Linked DNA regions of Homo sapiens: region 1 is linked to region 2. Evidence: chromatin loops called from intact Hi-C (ENCODE). Cell type or tissue: mammary epithelial cell. All regions are shown on one strand. Each heading gives the region's core, and the rest is flanking DNA. Links, peaks and the distances in the headings are about the cores only. Region 1 overlaps IL22RA1 (interleukin 22 receptor subunit alpha 1). Region 2 has its middle 5.1 kb from the start of IFNLR1.

The links. Hi-C counts contacts between places; a loop is a spot of excess contacts. Peaks named below come from ENCODE experiments on the same cell type or tissue, not always from the same donor. Only the 100,000 strongest peaks of a DNase experiment are listed, where the experiment ranks them.
Region 1: it touches region 2 in a loop (6-fold over the local background); 2 of 110 quality-filtered maps call a loop at or near these places.

The regions. Positions count from the first base shown.
Region 1 is chr1:24,118,595-24,121,491 of GRCh38, forward strand. IL22RA1 (interleukin 22 receptor subunit alpha 1) reads right to left here. Exons shown (of 7, transcript NM_021258.4): 7 at 1,177-2,897. The coding sequence ends at 2,211. Among named protein-coding and RNA genes, the nearest start is that of MYOM3, 7.9 kb to the left of the region's middle. RefSeq lists a silencer at 1,845-2,139. In mammary epithelial cell, for the core only: no CTCF peak of the experiment used is centred there; a DNase peak (open chromatin) is centred at 1,897.
Region 2 is chr1:24,190,943-24,193,832 of GRCh38, forward strand. No RefSeq gene overlaps it. Among named protein-coding and RNA genes, the nearest start is that of IFNLR1, 5.1 kb to the left of the region's middle. RefSeq lists an enhancer at 466-555. In mammary epithelial cell, for the core only: no CTCF peak of the experiment used is centred there; a DNase peak (open chromatin) is centred at 1,139; H3K27ac peaks cover 1,547 bases.

The sequences.
Region 1 (2,897 bases), core at 398-2,897, 72 kb before region 2:
GGCTGTCCAGGTAGACCCATCCCTCTGCACGGAGGTGTTGGGTCTAAACCAGTGACACCGAGGAGATGTTAAACATTAATTACCATCAGATAAGAACACCACCACCTGTCACTGTGTCCCAGGAAAGGGGAGGGGTGGGGAAGAGAAGAGGAGATGTACCTGGGAAGAGAAGGACACTGTCCACTCTGGGAAGGGTCCCTCTGAGGTGACTGGTGTTCCATCCTCTTTCTCAGAAATGTTCAGAAAAGGCTTTGGAGGGCAGGTGTGGTGGCTCACGCCTGTAATTCCAACTACTTGGGAGGCTGAGGCAAGACAATCACTTGAGCCCATGAGTTCAAGACCAGCCTGGGCAACATGGCGAAACCCCATCTCTACCAAAAATACCAAAAATTATCTGGGCATGGTGGCATGCACCTGTAGTCCCAGCTACTCGGGAGGCTGAAGTAGGAGGATCACTTGAGTCCAGGAGGTCAAGGCTGCAGTAAACTGTGTTCATGCCACTGCACTCCAGCCTAGGCCACAGGGTGAGACCCTTTCTCCAAAAGGAAAAACAAAACAAACAAACAAAAAGACTTTGGAGCAAGGTGACCAGGAGCACTTTTCTCTTGGGGACCCCATTAGGAGGCCTCCCCTCCTTAGCCTCCACTAGTCTCATCCTCCAAGAATCCAAGCAGGTGTGGAAAGCTTCCTCTCTCGATGAGGACAAAAAGCCCTAGGTTTGCACTCCAACTCTGTCACAGCCTCAATAGTGGGATCTCGGGTAGGTCCCCTCTCCCTCTGGACTTTGGCTTCCTCATGGTAGGGGTCGTCTGAGATGCAGTGATACGGAGGGTATGGCAGCAGTCTGAGAGCACAGAGTGTGCAACACTGCCTCTGTGGGGGATCAGGGAGGCTGGATGGACAGAGGCCGTCTGAGATTACCACTGCCACCCACAATGGCTTCTGCCTACGATCTCAGGGAGAAGGTTCCACATCATTTGTCTCTGAACTCTTGTCTCTAGAAGGCCCTGCAGTCCCTCCTCTTTCCCACCCCAGACCCCTCTGGCTTTGCCTGTCCTGAGGAAATCCAGGTCATTTAAGCCCATGAGAAAATGCCAGGTGTGTCTGAAGCCAATCCGAATTGGGGGAGGGGGTCACTCCTTGTGTAACGTAGTTTAAAAAAAAAATCACAACAGGAAATAGCTACCGTTTATTGGGCACTGCCCATGTACCAGGCACTATTAAGCACTTTAAAGACATGACTTCATTTCATCTTCACCACAACTCCATGAGGTAGGTGTTATGATCCCCACATTACAGATGAGGAAACCGAGGTTCTGGGCACTGATTTCATTTGTTTGAAGTCACACAGCTTGTGAGTGGTGAGGCTGGAATTTGAGCCCAGATGGGCTGAACCCAAGGCAGAGCTTGCAAAGTTGTGACATCAGTACAGTGTGTTATTGTACCCGTCCAGGGGCCACAGCCCTCACCTTCCTTTCAAACCCCATTCTCAGGATAGGGTCTGAAACTCCTGCCTGCAGAAAAGGCTTGTGTGTCTCCCTCCCTGGTGGACCTGCATTTCGCTTTGTTCTATCAGAGGAATGAAGCTGAAATCGTGCAACGTCAGGCAGTTGCCCTGGCTGGGAATGAGCTGCAGGCCACACCCCTCCCTAGAGTCCTGCCGTCCTGCTGGCCCTGGCCTTGGCAGAAGTGCAGGTTGTTCTGGTTCTGCCCAGCCTCCTTCTGGTTCTTTTCCAGGCCTGGTTCTTTTCCAGGCTCTCTTCCCACCTTTGAACAATGACAGAAGAGGCAGGGGCCTCATGCTCTGTCGAGCTAGATTGTGAAACTGGCCAGGAATGGGGCAAGGAGAGGCAAATTCCCTGAGCACTTTGAATCCATGGTGTTAGGAGGTGGGGCTCTGGACCTCGGGAGTTTCCCTGCATTTCCTCCTTGCACTGTCATTTCTGCCTTGCAGGGCTCAGCGAGCACGCGCTTGTCTACACAAGCTGCTCCCCAGAGCTCCCCCGCTGCAGTCCTTATCATGCTGCTTTGCTCCGGTGAGGAGCGCACCCATGGCAGGGGCCCTGCATGCCACTCCCTCTGCTTCTCTCAAGGGCACCCGTCTGAGGCCAGATCGCAGAGTGTGTGGCGTGGGCAGGCATGGGATTGACAGCCAAGGATGTGACACTGGGTAGGGACAGGGAGGAAGCACCAAGCCTTTCCCATTCCCCTCAGGACTCCCACTGCACAGTCAGGGCCAGGCCTCTGAAAAGAGAATCCAGTTCTGTGGGCTGCTCCAGGTCTGAGGTCTCAGGGGCTGGGCTCTTGGCTTCATCCTTGGGACACACAAGGGACTCCAGCAGGCCCCAGGGACTTGGACCTTGGTCCGAGGGGGAACATGGACGGGAAGGAGGTTGCAAAGGGAGGGACATGGGGTGGCCCTCGATCTGGACTGAGGAGAGGAGGGGGAGCTGGCCCTTTAGGTACTGTGGTGTCCCTTCCTCCCCACTGTGTAGCACATTTGGGTCAGATGTTCTGTCTGTGCAAATCCCCAGGGGCTGGTGCAATGATTTTGCTTCTTGGGATTCCTCCATAGCCAAGGAGGTCACCTCCTGCAGAGAAAGGCCACCTAACATGCAGCTTCCAGCTGGTGGCTCTTTCTGAAGCTGACCTTTAGGCCTAAGGTGTTTAGGACTAGAAAGTGTCCCAGTGGGGGAGTCTTTGCCAGAACCTTCCATGCATACCCCATAGGAGGGAGGCCAGCTGTCCGGAGTGGCTTGAGGGGCATAGGAGGAAGGCTGGACCTTAGAGATGGCCTGTGGGGCGTAGAATGGGAATTGAGCTTCGGGGGTCACCTGAGGTGCATAGGATGGGGGCCCGACCTCAGGGGCAGCGTTTGGGGCATAGGACAGTGGGGA
Region 2 (2,890 bases), core at 114-2,613:
AAACAAAACAGAAGAAATGTGCACAATTGGCTCCTGAGCCTGTAGGAGCCAGCTCCAGCACACCACTGGGTGGACGAAGCCAATTTCCCTCACTGTTGGAGGACCCAACATCTGTGGCACCACAGCTGAGCTTTTCTATGTTTAGAACAAACCACATCCCAACCCCTAAGGGCCTATGGGGCTCATGTTAAAAGTCTCTGGTCCATGACTTGAGGCTCAAAATCTCTTATGCAGCTGTTGAAGGTTTTCACAATGTGGCCTCCATCCACCTTTTGAAGTTCCCCACTAGTTCTCTGTGTTCCGGCCACAGAGGCTTCCAGTTCCCTTCTTTCTCTTGCCCCCTGGCCTTTTCAAACACTGGTCCCTGTGGTGGGAATTTCCTTCCCAGGCTTATCTTCCGCTAGTCTTCCAACAGGCCCCTATTCTTGATTCAGTCTCAGCTCACATGCCACTTCCTCAGGGAGGCTTTCTTAACCACTGTCTTTGATTTGCTCCCAATCCCCATGTATGTCTCTGACTTAGCCCATTTTGCGCTGCTGTAACAAAATACCACAGAGTGAGTTATTTACAAAGAACAGAAATTTATTTCTCACAGCTCTGGAGGCTGGGAAGTTCAAGTTCAAGATGCCTTCAGGTTATGACCCAGTCTCTCTGCTTCCAAGATGGCACCCTGAATGTTTTGTCGTCTGAAGGGGAGGACACCGTGTCCTCACATGACAGAAGAGGAGAGAGAGAGAGAGAGAGAGAGAACCCATTCTCACAAGCCCTTTTTATGGACTCATTAATCCATTGATGATGGCAGAGCCCTCACGACCTACACACCTTCCATCAGGCCCTACTTCCCAACACTGTCGCATTGGGGATTGAGTTTCCAGCACATGAATTTTGAAGGCCACATTCAAACCATAGCAGTCTCTTTGATATGAATTAATCACAATATCATCATTTTTGTGCACTGAATATCTTACTTCTTGGATACAACTCTAATGACTCGCTCAGGGCCTGGCACATAGTAGGTGCTCAATGAACTGTGAGTAAGCAAACCTTTGCTGAATGGGGCTCAGTCAAACACAATTTCATATGCCCTAAACAACTCAGCCCCTCTCCTGGTTCTTATCTGCCACGCCTTAGCCACTCACTAAGTGTTTACTGACTTGAACTTGGCATATGACTCATAGTTAGAAGACCTCAGTGTTTCTTTCGAAAGTATAACTCCACTGTCATGCTCCCCTCCATAGCTGGGATTTTACAGTCTTCTGTTGTCCCCAAGAATAATGTTTAAAAAATAATGTGGCTGGGCACGGTGGCTTACGCCTGTAATCCCAACAGTTTGGGAGGCTGAGGTGGGTGGATCTCCTAAGGTCAGAAGTTCAAGACCAGACTGGCCAACGTGGTGAAACCCCATCTTTACTAAAAATACAAAAATTAGCTGGGCGTGGTGGCATGTGCCTGTAATCCCAGCTACTCGGGAGGCTGAGGCAGGAGAATCGCTTGAACCTGGGAGGTGGAGGTTGCAGTGAGCCAAGATCATGCCACTGGACTGCAGCCTGGGCAATGACAGCAAAACTCTGTCTCAAAATAATAAAATAAAATAAAATAATAATAATAATGTGCAACAGGGGAAACAAAACCACATTACTCTGTGTGTGTGTGTGTGTGTGTGAGAGAGAGAGAGAGAGAAAGAGGGAGAGAGAGAGAGAGAGGGAGTTCACAGCCTCTCCCTCTCCTGTCTACTAAGATAATTATGCGCAGGCTGGCAAAGTGTCCCATAGGACTGGGAAAAGGCAGGAGAGGAGGCAAAATGTAAAAGCCAATTGGGGCTGGGTTTTAAAAGTCAGTTTTGGGGGACATGTGGAGAGAAAAGGAGCAAGTGCAGGGACCAGCTGCTCTAAGAGCTGAATGTGAGTGTGAATATGAGATGTATGGAAAGAGAGGTGGAGAAAATGGATTTCCAAATTTTTGGCTCTGTGTCAGGACTGAAATTTCTTTTGGCATTTTCCCCCCCCAAGAAACTAAAGATTTTAAACCATTGTTGTTTTGACTATTATTCTTCTTGCTGTTGTTTTAATGTAATGCTGGAGGCAGGCAGGGCCCAGTACAAGAACAAGGAGATCATTTGTATGTGGGAGTGGAATTTAAGACTTTACCAGCTGCAAGAACACAAACTCTAAACTGACATAAGTGCAAAAGGAATTCTGCAAGTTCCCCAGATTGAGAAGTTCAAGGATGGATGTGGCTCTGGGACGGCTCTAGTGGAAACAGATTCTGATTGGCCTGGCTTGGGTCACATGCCATTTCCTGAGCCAATCGATGTGGTCAGAAGAATGGGCTACTGTCATTGGCCTCTCTGGGTAGAATGCCCATCCCGGGGGAGAGGGGTAAGGGAGTATTCTGATTGACAGCTCCTCCAACTATAGGAACTGGAGGAAGATTGGTTCCTCAGAGGAATGGAGGCTGCAGAGGCAAACGGCATACACCCACTGCTGGGTTGCAGAGGAGGAGTCCTTAGAGATCATCCCCACCAACTTCCTACCCTGAAAGTCTACCCTCTTCAACATCCTGGAGAGACCAGCTGGATGCTGCTGCTTGGACTCATTGGGGGACGAGATCCTGCTATCTTTTGGGGCTGCCAATTCTGTTTGTGAACAGTTCTAGTTAGGAACATCGCCCTTACTTTGACCTACCTCCTTGTAATTTACCCTAGTCATCTAATTCTTCCTTTTGGGGCCTCACAGAAGAAAACAAAGCCCTTCTCCCCATGCCAGCCTTTACAGATGTTAAGTCTCAAGATCCTTCTTGTAGATGGTGCACAGATGACAGCCAGTTTCCTGGTGTAAGAGCACCAGCCTGGGAACCAGGAGACCTCAGTTCCAGCCCTCACGCCGGCTTT